2 separate regions of the Mus musculus genome follow, and region 2 is linked to region 1. A link is a loop called in an ENCODE intact Hi-C map of the cell type or tissue named here. Cell type or tissue: left cerebral cortex. All regions are shown on one strand.

Region 1 (8,000 bases):
CTAGTTGTTCAGGGCACTGAACATATGTGGCGGTGTGAAAATATTCACGCAAGCAAAACAGCTACACCTATAATTTTTTAATCTCAAAAATAAAATAAAATAAAATAAAATGGAAAAGCTAACAGCAACTACCCATGTGGGGTTTCCATTCAAGCCTGTGTGTATAGTAACCACTCCTCCCAACAAACCCACTCATGTTAGTGTCCTCACCTCCTTGACAATTTTGAGAAGTCCATTCAGAAATATAGTTGAAAGGGGGCTCTTTTAGTTTATTGAAATGATAGGCTCTTAGGTTTTAAAGATGGTAGTTTCCTCTGACTGGCAGCAATTTCCATAGAGGAGTAGGAGTGGAAGCCCTCTGCCTTTTCAGTAGCTGGAGGCAGCTATATTCGTCCTGAATGCCACAGTATCTGCTATAGTCTGTTCTTTGAGCTGCTCAACTCCAACTAGTTCTCCGAGGAAGTTTGCAGGATTCGGGTTGGTGGTATTTGTAACTGATCTTAAGGTTACTTCTGGGAGTCTCCTTCCTTCTGTACTATTCATGCTGGATTTCTTCCCCTTGGTTAGCATTCCTGTTGACCTGTGAGGCTTCACTAATTCAGTAATTTGATTCCCCACTCACCTGAAAAATACAAGCTTCTAGATACTTTGATCTTAGTCCATGTCCATTCATTTAGAAAATGGCATGGGAGTATTGGGGTATACTAGTGTGTTTTCTGACTGCCAGACATAGGCCACATATATTTAGCACCAGACCTACCTACTTACTTCCTACTGATAGTTAAAGACAGTTTTCCCTTACAATGAAGTTCACTGCTTTCCTTATCTGCTGGTCTCTTAGTGAGAGTCACTGGAGGCAGCTATGGCGTAGAGCTTCAGGGAGACCCTCTAGCTGTGTCTTTAGCTAGAAGGTGCTTCCACCTCTGAAATAGGAACTGTACATTGATATTTGTGGAGAAGGAAGCACACACTTCCCTGCTGTGTGACTGGAGGTGACAGCAAGTAGATTACTCCTATTTCCATCCCTTCAACCCTAGAACCATGAATTCCATCTAATGAGAATACAGTGATACAATGGCTTATGTTTGGAGTATTTTACTGCATAGATGATGATTCCCCATGGTGAGGCCCATGGAGATCTCAGCCACACCCTTAACAGACTTCTATTGCTCCTCAAGGAAACAGCTTTGTTTGTTTGTTTTTTGTTTTTGTTTTTTGTTTTTTTTTCGAGACAGGGTTTCTCTGTATAGCCCTGGCTGTCCTGGAACTCACTTTGTAGACCAGGCTGGCCTCGAATTCAGAAATTCACCTGCCTCTGCCTCCCGAGTGCTGGGATTAAAGGCGTGTGCCACCACACCCAGCTTGGAAACAGCTTTTTGACAAGATGGCATGCAACCACTGATACAGCATCTTTGCTATGAAGTGCATCCTTTGGTTCTGCTTTGTGGTCCAAAACTGTACTTTGGTAGGTAAAACCCCTTAGATTTGTGTATAAGAATGCTTCCTAGAGACACTGAGGGAACTGAGCAGGTGCATTCATTTGTCATTCTAACTATGCATGCCATGGGGCCAGATCGTCAAGACCCTGCTACTGTGACTTCTTCACCATGATGGACTGTACCTTGAACTGTCAGCTAAAATAAACCTTAACTTGCTTTTCTCAGGGTATTTTATCATGACAACATGAAAGGACACTAAGACAGAGACTGCTATCAGAGGGGAGGTTGTTCCTGAAATTATCATGTTGTGCTTAGGCCTTAGGAACTGGTTTGTCAGAGTAAAGAAGCTTGGTATGTGGCTCAGTGGTGTGAGAGTCTAGATTCAATCTCAGTACCTCCACAAGTGATTAAAAAGCTCCCCCAACTACTTTGATGTAAAGCATATATGTGTGAACTCTTTAGAGCCGTGTTTTGAAGGCACCTAGTGGTAAATCAGTCGTTTGTGCCTTAGTATTGTTTTAGAACCATACTATTGCTTTTACTCTTTGCAGGTGGGGATATTCAGGGCCTTGGTTCTTGGCCTAGATTTCAACTCCTTTGAAGGTTTTCCACCATTGTATTTTTATACATTATGGGTTTGCTATCCGGTGTCCATATCACAGTGAACCAGAATTACTTCTCTTTTTCCTTGTGAATTCTGTAAGAACATAGCCTGTATTTAATTAACTCTTGTAACTTTTAAATTTTATTTTATGTGAATGGGTGTTTTGCCTTCATGTGTGCCATGTGAGTGCCTGGTGCCTATGGAAGACAGAAGAGGGCATTGGATTCCTTGGAACTAGAGTTGCAGATGGTTTTAAGTCACCTTGTGGATGCTGGAAACTGAACCAGGGTCCTCTGCAAGAGCAGCCAATATTCTTTGTTTTTTTTTTTTTTGTTTGTTTGTTTTTTGTTTTTTCGAGACAGGGTTTCTCTGTATAGCCCTGGCTGTCCTGGAGCTCACTTTGTAGACCAGGCTGGCCTCGAACTCAGAAATCCACCTGCCTCTGCTTCCCGAGTGCTGGAATTAAAGGCGTGCGCCACCATGCCCGGCTAAGAGCAGCCAATATTCTTAACTGGCGAGCCAACTCTACAGACCCACTTTGTTTAGCTTATGTGGTTATAATCACATGGAATTTGCTTGTAAACAACAGTGATGGCATTCTTTAGCAAGTGTATTTCTTGCTGCTCTTTCTCTTGGAGAGTGTAGTTATAGTATCTATTGGTGCATGACTGGGTTTCTATCTTGTATTAGCTGCTCTTGGTCGCTTTGCTAATATTTTCAAATTCCTATTTCTTTAAATTAATAGGTACCTGTTGCAGAAGAGGTCCTGAGTGTTGCAGAATGTCTGTGTGGATATAGCCACACCTACTTCATATGCTTCTTAGCTACTCTATTAGTCAGGGTTCTCTAGAGAAACAACTTAATAGAATGAATCTCTCTCTCTCTCTCTCTCTCTCTCTCTCTCTCTCTCTCTATGTATGTATATATATATATGAATGAAAGGCTTACAAGGCTATGATCCAGTAAACCCAGCAATGGCTGCCTGTGAACAGAAAATCCAAGAATCCAGAAGTTTTTCAACCACAAAACCCTCAGCTGGTTCATGCTAGATTCCCAAAGAAATAGGCTCTAATGCCAGTGAAGGAATGCACTTGCTAGCAAGGCCAGAGCAAGCAGGCAAAGAGCAAATGTTCCATCTCCCATGTCCTTATATAATCTTCCAGCAGAAAATGTGGCTCAGATTAAAGGTGTGTCTTCCTGTCTCCAGATCCTGGGCAAGAGTGTGTCTTCCTACCTCAGAGGTCTGGGCTAGAAGTATATTTACCCACTTCAAAGAAGGCAAAACAATCCCTCACAGGTGTGCCCCATTAATTCCAGATGTCATCAAGATGACAACCAAGAATAGCTAACTTGCACCTTTAAAGTGCCCATTCAGGAGTTCCTTGCCTACTTTGTTCTTAGATTGTCCCCTAAATAATCTCTGTTTGGGGGGCTTGTCCTAGTTTAAACTTGATATATCTGGCTATTCATTTTCAGACTTCCACCCATCATTGAATCCTCTTTTCTGACTTTTTGCCTGGCTTTTGGCATCTTCAAGCAACTGACCTCAGTTCAACCTGCCTTTGGCTTTGTTTCCCTGCTTGACAGGATGTGAAGGAACCGAGTTCTTCTGAAGAGAGACTGGCCCAGTGCAGTTCGCCTGAGGGAAAGCTGGCATCTTGGCAGGGAGTAGACAGGTGTACTGTATTTTACAAATGTGTATTTTAACTCTACATGAGCATTGCTGTGATGCTTTGTCAACTTTTATTGTAAAACATTCCTTTTGCCAATATTGAATGGATTGCTCAGGAAGTAAGAAAAACAAAAGAACGGTTGTCTGTCAGTAATTAAGATCTGCTTTGCTTTTAGTGTTTTCTTCTTCCAACTTCCTGTTCAAAGAGAAGACCATTTTACTGTACAATCTGGAAAAATCCTGTACAGAACATGCTGTGCTGGTACTCTTAAGTCTGGTTGGTACCTGTTCACTGTGCTGCCCAGACCACTGCTGTGCTTTCTGTATGTTACTCCACTGTATTTTAAAAATACTGTCTACAGATATTTGCATAAACTACAGCAATCCTGGCTCTAGATCATTGGGAAGTAGCCATCTTTTAAAATAACCAAAGGTAATTTCTAGCTTGCCAATAGCCAGTGATTTCTTAGAAGTGAAACTAGCCATCCACACAGGGAGGCCTCTTTAGGATTGTTTAGTGACTTTCAAAACATCAGGGTTTTTTTGGTTTGGTTTTGTTTTGTTTTTTATTATTTTCATCACCTATTAGATGAAAGGGTATGGGATTGTCACCCCCACCCCCACTGGTGCTGTAATTCCATAAACTCAGGCAAAGTCGCAGAACACGCAGCCTTACAGCATGAGCTGGCTGGCACAGGATCAGATGTGCTGATTCCTCATGCTCATGGTGGCTGATGTGAGAAGCGCTGGCAAGAAGAAGCTGGCCTGGCCCAAATAACCACGAAGAGAGAACAGATTTCAGACAGGCGGTTTTACAGTTTCCCTTTTGTTATTTTTGCCAACTCCCAGCCACTTCTTTCTCTAGCACTGAGCAAAAGAGACAAACGAGCATTCTTAAATGCACTGAATATACAGGCCAGAGGTTTCTCTCAGTGACCTTTAATCTTCTGTATATCAATTTACCTCGCCACATCCATCCACCCAATTTACATTTAAATAAAGCTTTCAAATTCATTGCAAACCAAAAAGTAAGCTATTTAGGGAGAGAAAGCTGTTTTAAAAAAATGGGTTGTCTTTCTTTTAAAAAAAACCTTTTTTTCATCTTTACAAGATTGAAACAACCAGCTTTTACAAGGTAAACAGCCTTTTTCGTTTTAGCCACAGTCAGTTCTAATATTTTTGGTTTATTTTTTTAGAGCCACTCCAATACAACACACCAGCTGTAAATATTTTGTTCTATATGATTTTTTTAATGAAAAAAATCCCTTTGCTCTATTCTTATTTGCTCGACTACAAAAGAACCTGCCTGGAGCGAGTGAACCTTCTCTTTCATTGATTCTATTTCTCTTCCGACTGGCTCTATTTTCCTGGAGCCCATTTATCAATACAGCCCTGGCTCTATATGCCAGCAAGGACCAGTCTCTCTGCATGGGAACCATGAGGGGAGGCTGTTTCAGCCCCAGCCCAGCTTTGTGTGGAGTTAATTTAAATGTTTTGCAGACCCACGTTGAGGGCTGGAGCTTCACACTTTTGAGGGTTCATTCCTAGAGTCTTTCTTTTGGGTTTTGTCAAGGCAATTTTTTTTTTTTTTAAAGAACATAACACCTTCCTGTAGAAAACAGTAACATATAGCACACTGAATATTTTTGTTGAGGAAAATCTTGTGCTAACATTCCTTTAATGAAATAAAATTTTTGTGCATGTTACTGTGGTATGTGTGTGTGTGTGTGTGTGTGTGTGTGTGAGTGTGTTCATGCACACACAAGTGCTAGAGCATCCCTGTGGTAGTGGTCAGAGGACAACTTCTGGTGTTAGCCCTCACCTTCCACCTTGTTTGAGACAGGCTTTAAAATTCTTTTAGAATTTCATTCAGTGGGTTATAAATATTCACCCTCTCATTCGACTCCCCGAGATCCATCCACACCCCTCATTCTACACCCACTTAACTTTGTATCATCTTTTTTTATTGTTTTAAATCCACCCAGTCCAGTTTGTGCTGGTCATGTACTCTGGGATGGGGACCATCCACTGGATCATAGTCTACTACATATGAACTCACAGTGGTTGGGGGAGCATCCAGACCTATGTGAGTTCAAGCCAAACAAATTCCCAGCATGGACATGACAGGAGGGTTCAAAGTCCCACACCTACCCAAGGAAATATTAGCAACTCAGCTTCTGGGAGAAGGACAGTCAATTTTCTGAAAGAGTCTGGCCCTGGCAGGGAGGCAGGGTCTTTTGCTGTTCACTGCTGAATGTGCCAGGCAAGCTGGCCTGCAAGCTTTAGGCAATCCTTTTGTTTCCACCTCCCATCTCACCTTGGGAATGGTGGGATTTCAGAATCTAGCCCCAGTTCCCAACTCCTGCATCCAATTCTTTGTAGGCTCCGGAAAAAAGCATATGCTTTTTTTTTTTTATTGTTAAAAGCGTATGCTTCACAGTGTGTGCTGTATTTATTGCGTCATCCTTACAGCCCCAAAGTAGTTCTTTAAAAATTTTTATTATATTATTTACTATTTTAAAGAATATATTTAGAATGTTTGATAACAAACAATATTGAAATTAACTTATTCCTAGTTTATTTCACAATTAAATGAATATCCATGGAATAAATCTTTTGAACTAAAACTTCTGGGACAAAATATCCTTGTATAGTAATTTTGATGGGTACTAATAAAGTGCTCTTCATAAAATTTCCCAGTTTTCACTGCTAACAGTGACTGAGAGGTTTTTCTGATGTGGTCTTGTCAACAATCTTAGTCATTCTTTTATTCTTGTTAACCTGAGCGTGATTCGATTAGTATTTATGTAAATGAAGGTGAATATTTTATGCTTTTTCTTGACTATATTTTTATCTATCTACCAGCAGCTATTAGTGGCCATTAGCTCCTCAGCTAGGAGTGAGACTTCATGCCTACCTCTCCCCTCCATGTTGTGATCTTGTCTGGCTTGAGTTTGCACAGGTCTTAGGCATGGTATCACAATCACTGTGAGTTCCTATGTGGTTGGTCATATTCTAGTGAATGGTCCCATACCCAAGAGTCTTTTGAGTTTTGAGTCATTTCTATTTATACTTTGCCAGCTCTTTATTGGATTATAGATTTGTGTGTGTGTGTGCACATGTGTGTTTATGTGTGTTCACATGTGTGTGTAGGCCTCCTAGGGCAATGCCCTTAGGTAGTAATATAAATTCATGCAGGTACACACACACATACACCGTCCTAAAAAGAAGGAGAAGGAGGAGGAGAAGGAGGAAGAAGAGGAGGAGGAGGAAGAGGAGGAGGAGGAGGAGGAGGAGGAGGAGGAGGAGGAGGAGGAGGAGGAGGAGGAGGAGGAGGAGATTGTTGTTCTACAAGTCCCTTTAGGGGTATACCAAAGACCTAAATCCTGCCACTGGACCCCACCTCTTAATGGTTCCATCATCTCCCAATAGTACCAAGTCTTCAATACATAGGCCTTTGGGGAACGTTCCAGACTCAAAAATAGCTAAGACATATCCACAAATGTTTTATTTAATGTTGCTTTTTTGTCATAATTTTTTGTGTTAATTATTTTTTTATTGTAGAGCAAAATATACAAGAAACGTAACATGAAGAAGGAAAAATTCATCGGGGATTGTGCTTTGAGGATGCAGTCTACTCTGGCAGGGAAGGTGTGGTGATGAGAGAGGCTTCAGCTAGGGTAGCATGAGGCAGCTGGTCACATTGTGACTACTGTCAGGAAGCAGAGGGTGACAAATGCTGGTGCCAAACTGGCTTCTTCCTTCTATTCAGTTTGGGACCCCAGTCTGTGGGATGCTGCCACCTCTATTCCCTGCTCTCGGATGCTCTCAAAGACACACCCAGAGTAATGTCTCCTAGGTGACTCAAATTCACTCAAGTTGACAGGGATGATTAATCATCATAGCCAAGATTCCCTTCCCTACTCTAAAGAATTTTCTATTCTCTCTCTCTCTCTCTCTCTCTCTCTCTCTCTCTCTCTCTCTCTCTCTCTCTCTCTCTCTTTTTGGTTTTTCGAGACAGGGTTTTTCTATTTAGTCCTGGCTGTCCTGGAACTCACTTTGTAGACCAGGCTGGCCTTAAACTCAGAAATCCGCCTGCCTCTGCCTCCCAAGTTGCCCAGCATTTAGGGAAGGAGACAGGCTGTTCATGGGAACTCACTGGACAGACAGACTAGTTAAAATGACTGCTTTAGGGTCACTGAGAGACCCTGTGAGAAGAACAATAGTGAAAGACACCTGCTGCACTTCTCTGGCCTTCTCTGGCTTTTGCCTGTGTGTACCTGTG
Region 2 (8,000 bases), 77 kb after region 1:
TACTTACCATTGCTATTTGTTAACATTACAATTTCAAAAATTACTTTCATGGCATATCTTCCATGAACAATAAGGATTCAATGATTCAAAAGAAAAGATATAGAACATATAAGTACTTAAATATAAATGTACGTAAACCTCACATGATGACACACAATAACAACACACATGTGGATAGTGTCTTTGTTAGGATTTCTATTTCTGTGAAGAGAAACCATAACCAAGGCAACTCTTATAGAGGAAAACATTTAGTTGGGGGCTGGCTTACACGTTCAAAGGTTTAGTCCTTTATCATCATGGTGGCAGGCAGACATAGTGCTGGAGAGGTAGCTGAGAGATCTACATCTGGATCCACAGGCATAAGGAAGAGAGAGTGACATTGGGCTTGGATGGAGCTTCTGAAACCTCAAAGCCCACCCCCTGTAAAACCTTATTTCCACACCTCCAATAATGCCACTCCCTATGAATGTATGGGAGCCTTTTTCATTCAAACCACCACAGATAGATATACAACCAGATATGAAAGAACTGGGAAAAATGTACCTGTCGATGGATGATTCTCAAAAACCAGCCTCAAAAGAGAATTTTAGTGAGGAAAAAAAAATAAGCAAAAATAAAAAATAGCAAACTCATCTATTTTATTAGCCTACTTGCAGCTGGGATATTTTCCTTCAAAACTTTTCAAATTACAATGCAAGTATTAAAGTATTTGCATCACTTTCTACAGGTACATAGCAACCACCCTGACAGACTGAAGTTTAATTTTCACACCCCGAAGGACAAAATACTGCATTGCTATAAATGAATTTTGTCCTGAGGAGGGGAGGAGTCAAGATTGATCAGACTTATTTGAGTTTGTTCAGAGTTGTGCTACCCATGAGAAGAATGCTATCATGACAATAACACAGGCATGAGGAGGTGGCCAGTGGGTCAGCCCTAGCAGTGAGCACTCAGACAGCCACAGTAGATCAAGGGCTGGCCACATCGTCTATCAAGTGACACTGAAGGATGTCACGTGGCTTATATGGGACAAAATGCAAAAGGTAACATCATAATTTTTTTTTTCAAGACAGGGCTTCTCTGTATAGCCCTGGCTGTCCTGGAACTCACTCTGTAGACCAGGCTGGCCTCAGAAATCAGAAATCCACCTGCCTCTGCCTCCCAAGTGCTGGGATTAAAGGCATGTGCTATCACCACCACTGCTGGGCAAAAGCAGAGTTTTAACAGAAGCAAAGATAAGCAGTTAGCTGGAGGAAGTTTTTGCAGAAACAGGAAGTTTAACAGAAGCTAAGTTAGCTAAGGAGCTCCTGACCTTTGGTTCCTAGAATAGAGCTGAGTTGTTTTCTATGGGATTCTCCATCAAAAAGATCAGATTCTACTTAAGCCTGAAATGGCCTCAGCAAGAAAACAAGATGGAGGAACCACTCACTACACTGCATTGCCCCATCACATGGTGGTTCAAACTTAAGTCCTCATGCGTGCTAGGCAACTGCTTTATCCACAGAGTTCTCTGCAGCACTCAGGAAAATAGTTGGATCCTATCTTTAAAGGGCTGATGGGTTGAATTCTGGGAAGAGGGGCAACTGGTAGTCATATCTTGAAATTGTTGGAGACCGAGTTCGAGGAGACCATGGTGACCATTCTGAGAAAAGAGCCTTACTCATAACGTGCATAGGAGAGTCAAGTTGAGTGGGAGAAGCAAAGATGGCAGCGCACAAGCCTGGCCTTAAGTTTGTAATAATACTGCAAGATAGAATTGGCATTTGCTGTTGTTAAAGGCCAAGTGATGAATACTTTAGACATTGTGGGTGCATTCTCAACACTCAACTGTGAAAAAGAGAACAAATCAGAAAATGGGTGAAGAGCATGAGACTGGAGCATCAAGAGGAGGTTGGGGGACACTTGGGAGGCAACAGAACATGTGAGATGAAAGGGGAAGGGGCAGAAAGCAGGAGTAAGGAGATGGGGGTGGTAGTAGAAAGGGGATTCTGTCTGAATTGAGCATGAATGGACAGTTGTCTGTTATTACTTTCTCAATACTGCTTTTTACATAGCATTTACCTTGTGTTAGATAATAACAATAAAGGAAAATGGGCAAAGGGTATACACAGATATTTCACTGAAATAGATGCAAATAAATGCCTAGAGAACATGTTTGATATCACCAGCTGAAGCATTATATCAACTAGAAAGAGAGTTTATATACACGTGTCATAATGGCCAAAATAGTAACAACAGACACCCCAACCAACCAACAACCAACCGAACAGACAAACATGGTGGTGAGGACATGGAAAAAGAGACACTCTCAAACATTCCTCAAAGTAACATAAATGTCATACTTTCTCTGGAAAACACTGGCAACTCCCTATAAAACTAAACACGTGTTTACCATATGGTCACAAGTAATGCACTCTTGCTCTTTTTTCCCCCCAAGATAAAATGAAACTTATTTTTACACACACACACACACACACACACACATACACACACACACACACACACACACAAAACTTTATGTGAATTTTTAAAGCAGATTTAACTGTACTTGTCCCAAACTGCAAACAACACATAAATCTCTTATTGCATGTATAGCTAAACATACTATGATGCATACATTGTGTGGAATACTACTTAGCAATAAAAATGAGTAATCTAGTGATATATACAATTCAGATGGATCTCAAAAGGATTATTCTGAATAAGACCCACCCAGTCCCAGATGGTACCTCCCAGGTTGCTTCCATTGATAAAACCTTGAAAAGGTAAAATTACAGTTTGGACACTAATGATCCTCACGATTCCCAGAGGCCAAGGGCAAAGAGGAAGGTCACAGTGGCTGTAAAAGATTCATTGGAATGTTCTGTATCCTGGTTGAGGCAGTGGTCCCAGAGATCTACACATGTGATAAAGTTGCAGAAATTAAATATACACAAGCAAAGGAGTGCTAGGAAAACTGGTGAACTCTGCATGACTCGGATGCCAATTTCCTGGTTGTGATATGTGCTATAGCGCCTAAAGATGATGCTGAGTGTGTACAGTGAAGGGCAGATGGAGTCTATTAAATCTCACAACTGCATGTGAACAGCTAGTTATTTCCAAAGATTTGGAAATGTTCCACAGTAACCCATGATTAAACACAGAAACAAAAGTCAGACTCAACCCCCCTGGCTTCAGAGCAAATTCCTTTGTTTTGATAAAGGTTATAAACCAAAGTCAAACCAAAACAAACTAAATCAAAGTCAGATATGATGCTAAATGTAAATTCAGATTACAGAGAGATGCTTGTCCAAGCTGTGAGGTCCAAGCTTCCATGATGGGAGAGGAAGAGGGCCGAGGGAAGCTGGGAGCTTGAAGAGCTTGTGAGGAACTGTGGGCAGGTAAGTTATCCTTTATTTCCCAGCTGGAACACAGGCTGTTAGGCATGCATCTGCTGACACAGACACGGACACGGACACGGACACGGACACGGACACGGACACGGACACAGATATAGGCGCACACACCAGTACCAAGGCTTGCAGACCTCAGGCCTTAGACAGGTTAGAGGTGTACACAGCTGGCCAAAGGCAGAGGCAGGATCCCGACTCAGGTTTCCATGCAGGCACTGATCTGTAGCTGATCCAGGCTGACTAGCAGCCATCGAGTGGCAAAGGTTTGAGTCAAGGATAAACTCTGGGGTGGCTAGAGCATAAGAGTCAATACAAGCTGGAGATGTTATAAAAGCACATTTCCTCCGGGGAGAGACTCAGCGAAAACCATGGAGAGAACATTTGTTTCTTTTTTTCTATGAATCCCTATGGGTCCCACTTTTTATTAAACTCTAGCAGATGTAGATGAAATAAAAGGGTTTTTGTTTGTTTGTTTGTTTTTAATCTTATCACATTTCCTCTTTGGACTTAAGTCACAGACACTTTCTAAATTACATACGGAGCAAGTATTTGATTTTGAACACATTTAAAAAATACGTTCTTGGGTTTTTGTTTTTTTGGATCCCTATTCGTTCCTCAGACTGTAGGAATCTGCCATCTAGTGGCTCAATACTGAAATTGTTTTGTCCTTCCTATTCTATGTTGGAAGAGAATTTCACATGGATTTTTTGTTTGTTTAAAATCTGAAATTTATCAGCATGGCAAAAATAAAGGAAATCTTCTCTATTAAAATTGAAGCCTTGAACAGGACTCCTATCTGCCCTCAGACATAGGTTGTTGGAGAATTTACAACAGTATAAAAACAAATTTCTAGATGTCATTTGCCTCTAATGATGTGACTGTCCAAGTTTCAGTTAGAGCATTTAAATAACTGTAAGACTAAACGGAGTGGCAAAACAGCTAGTGTCTAGTACTTCCAACCACGGACAGGCTCATTATATACCCTCAATTTTAAGTGCCTTAGATCATGTAGATAAGGTAGGAAAGTGGGCTCTCACCATTTTGCCACACACTTGTGTCAGCTGTCACTCTTTTGGACCTGATTCACTTCACTTCGCATGTATGAGCTTTATTTTCTTGTATGTATGTCTGTGCACTACTTGTGTGCAGTGCCTGAGAGGCCAGAAGAGGGTGTTAACTCCCTAGAACTGGAGTTATGAATGGTTGTGAGCCTCCGCTAGGAACCGATCCTAGATCTTCTGTGAGAACACACGCTCTTAAGCATTAACACATCTCTCCAGGCCCTGAAACTCTCACGTTGTAAAAGTGGCATCCTCGGTTCTCAGATCGGAATCCGAGAGATTTGCATTCCTGCTTCATTATCTGCCTTCCTGGTTTTGTTCCTGTCTTCTGCTCCTCGGTTGTTTGTGTATAGTCACATCATTTTCCTTCATTCGCATGAGTATATTAAATATATTTTCTCTCCTGCCTGTACATGTATGTATGTCCTGCCTGCCTGTATGTATGTAAACCCATGTAAGTGACAGTTCTTGACTTTTTGTCTTTCTACTTTCAGTGATATTTAATGATGTCAAATATTTCAACATTGAAACTAAATTATCTGTATTTCCCCATGAAAGGGGGAGGGGGAGTAATTTTTATGCTTCCAACTTAAGAAAAAAAAAACAAAGTTTTTTTTTGACTGTTAACCCATAGTTAAGAGCATCATAAAAACACAACAAAGCAAATACCTCATGATTACACTTCTTTGCATTTTAAAAATGGCCCCTGTATTGGCTAGTTTTGTGTCAACTTGACACAGCTGGAGTTATCACAGAGAAAGGAGCTTCAGTTGAGGAAATACCTCCATGAGATCCAGCTGTAAGGCATTTTCTCAATTAGTGATCAAGGGGGAAAGGCCCCTTGTGGGTGGGGCCATCTCTGGGCTGGTAGTCTTGGGTTCTATAAGAGAGCAGGCTGAGAAAGCCAGGGGAGGCAAGCCAGTAAAGAACATCCCTCCATGGCCTCTGCAACAGCTCCTGCTTCCTGACCTGCTTGAGTTCCAGTCCTGACTTCCTTTGGTGATGAACAGCAGTATGGAAGTGTAAGCCAAATAAATCCTTTCCCCCCCCAACTGCTTCTTGGTCATGATGTTTGTGCAGGAATAGAAACCCTGACTAAGACAGCCCCAACTTGAAACTGTTGGTGCAACAGTGGATGTATTTGTTCTGACCTATGGTAATGCTATACAGATTCCCTCAGAAAAACTGACTGATGTGGCCCAGCTCCCTATGCTACACTGTGCATAGGGTAAGCGTCATCCTAAAGGATCAATTGAAGACCCTATCACAAGCACACGGGGGAGCATGGAGTGGCCACTGCAGGGCAGTGCCTCAGTCTGGGGTGAAGGGAGGAAAGCACTCAGGTTGCAGCTGGCAAAGGGCTATGTCCTCACTGGCACTTTCCCAGAGCTCACAAAGAATGCTCCAGCCGATCAATAAGCCTGCAATACTCAGGCCACAGTAAAAGGGAGGCAGCCAGAAGGTGCCTTAATGGAACAAAGTAGATGTATTCAACAGGAAGCAAGGGCTCCAGGGGGCAGGCAAAGACTTCAAAAGATGCTATCCTATCATCTTGAGTCTGCTACTGTTCCCCCATCAGTTGGGATGAACAGAAGCACTAAATGTTGGGCCTGATGTGGTATCACCTTCCGTGGTACCGCATCAGGCTGAGAGGAGGGTCAGAATTGACTTGGGCGTGATTGGATTTGCTTCTCTGCAGTAATAATTTTAGACACATGGGACTGTCTTCAGCAATGTGTGGAGCTGTTTTGGAGAGGGTGAGATTTGGGGGAAGCTGGGTCATTGCAGGCACTTAGGGCTAGGAATGTGCAATCCTTATGGAACTTGATCCTGACAGTAGGGTTCTATGTAAATGGAACACACTGTGGTCTACAGAACCACATGTAAAAACAAGGGGGGAGCTTGTGGGAAACTTCTAGGTTTGCTAGCAGAAGCACATTTCTCTTCACTCCACACTTCAATGACACTTGGAGTCATTATGTTGTTTCTTTTGATTCCGTTGGCCTGCTTTCTAGCTTCCTCATTTGAATCCAAGAAACACTTTGGATGGTTCCTAAGGAAAATACATATGTAAGGAAGAAACTTTTTTTTTTCCATCAGGATTATGAAGTGGAGACTCAACAGTTTAAAGGGGGAAAATTCGTTTTTAAAAATCTGCTTCAAATCTCTGTCACACTACAGAAAAATTCTTCTCTCCTGAAAAACTTAAGGACCCTTCAATGTCCCTAAATGCCTTCTCTATAATAACACTAGAGATAGAAACCCAATATTCTTGTTACATTTGGTCATCCAGATCCATCGAGAGAAACAAAGACCCCTCTACTAGTCTGGAGATAATCTGTTTGGAGTTCCCATGTTTAACCAGAGCTAATCTTGGCTATCGGTAAGAATTTTGCTTTTATTGTCCACTTACTATTTGATTGACATGGGGCTAGCGTATCCTAAGCATTTGGAAATGGGTTTTGAAATCACACACTGTAACCCCTTTGGAACCAAATGTGATATTGCTGGACACCTTTTCTTCTGCAGACCCTCCTTTCACGGGGCTCAATGGCTCTGTTGATGGATGTGGTTAGCCCCATCTCTGTCGTTGTCCACTTCTTTCTTGTCACAGGCTTGCTACCCTTGAGGACCTTGGGGTTTTTTTGTTTGTTTGTTTTTTGTTTTTGTTTTTTTCCCATAGCCTTTTCTTGATGAAAGTACTGCTCTCTGGCCAGCTGTCTTAGATTCGAGGAAAAACATATCGTGTAAAGGCTGGCAGTTAGTTGGGCCCAGCCGTACATTGCTATAATTCCAACTTCTCAGGAGACTGAAAGGAAGATTATTGATTAATTACAAGACCAGCCTGGGTTTGTGAGCGAGTTCTAGGCTAGTTAAGATAATTTAACATGATCTGTCTCCTTTACCCACCTCTCTCTCTCCCTCTCCCTCTCCCTCTCCCTCTCCCTCTCCCTCTCCCTCTCCCTCTCCCTCTCCCTCTCCCTCTCCCTCTCCCTCTCCCTCTCCCTCTCCCTCTCCCTCTCCCTCTCCCTCTCCCTCTCCCTCTGTCAGTGGAAGAATTCTAACCTTGCTTGCCTGAGGCCCCAAGTCCATCCTTAGCACCTTAAACACACACCCATAAAAGGGGGGCTAGAAGTCCATTCAGTCAATCCTACATTTAAAGAGCACCTATCATGTTGTTTCCTTTGTGTTGGGAGGAGACAGTTGACTCAACTGTGACTTCTCTTCTCTGGCAGGAACTCAGGTCTCTGTGGGGGGTGGGGTGGGGGGAACCAGATACAGGGACAGAAACTACTGTCAGTTTCAAATATAGCATTTCAGATATGGTGTCTTAAATCAGAAGGTCAGCAAGCCTGGCTGGTGTAGGAGTTGGAGGAGGTGACAGATCATGAGGAAAGGCAAGGTGCAGGAGGGGGACAGATTAGCATCTCTTCTGCTTGGCTAGGACTGTACTTCCTTATCATAACAGACCTATAAGAACTCTTCACAGCCGGGTAGTGGTGGTGTACACTTTTAATCCCAGCACTTGGGAGGCAGAGGCAGAGGC

The links. Hi-C counts contacts between places; a loop is a spot of excess contacts. Peaks named below come from ENCODE experiments on the same cell type or tissue, not always from the same donor. Only the 100,000 strongest peaks of a DNase experiment are listed, where the experiment ranks them.
Region 2: a loop joins it to region 1, with 2.3 times the contacts of the local background. A loop is called at or near these places in 9 of 42 quality-filtered maps.

The regions. Positions count from the first base shown.
Region 1 is chr6:47,387,238-47,395,237 of GRCm38, reverse strand. No RefSeq gene overlaps it. Among named protein-coding and RNA genes, the nearest start is that of Cul1, 63 kb to the left of the region's middle. In left cerebral cortex, a CTCF peak has its summit at 4,462; DNase peaks (open chromatin) are centred at 4,461 and 5,158; H3K27ac peaks cover 1,242 bases.
Region 2 is chr6:47,310,708-47,318,707 of GRCm38, reverse strand. No RefSeq gene overlaps it. Among named protein-coding and RNA genes, the nearest start is that of Gm35280, 57 kb to the right of the region's middle. In left cerebral cortex, a CTCF peak has its summit at 4,030 (motif pointing left); DNase peaks (open chromatin) are centred at 3,653 and 4,030; H3K4me3 peaks cover 438 bases.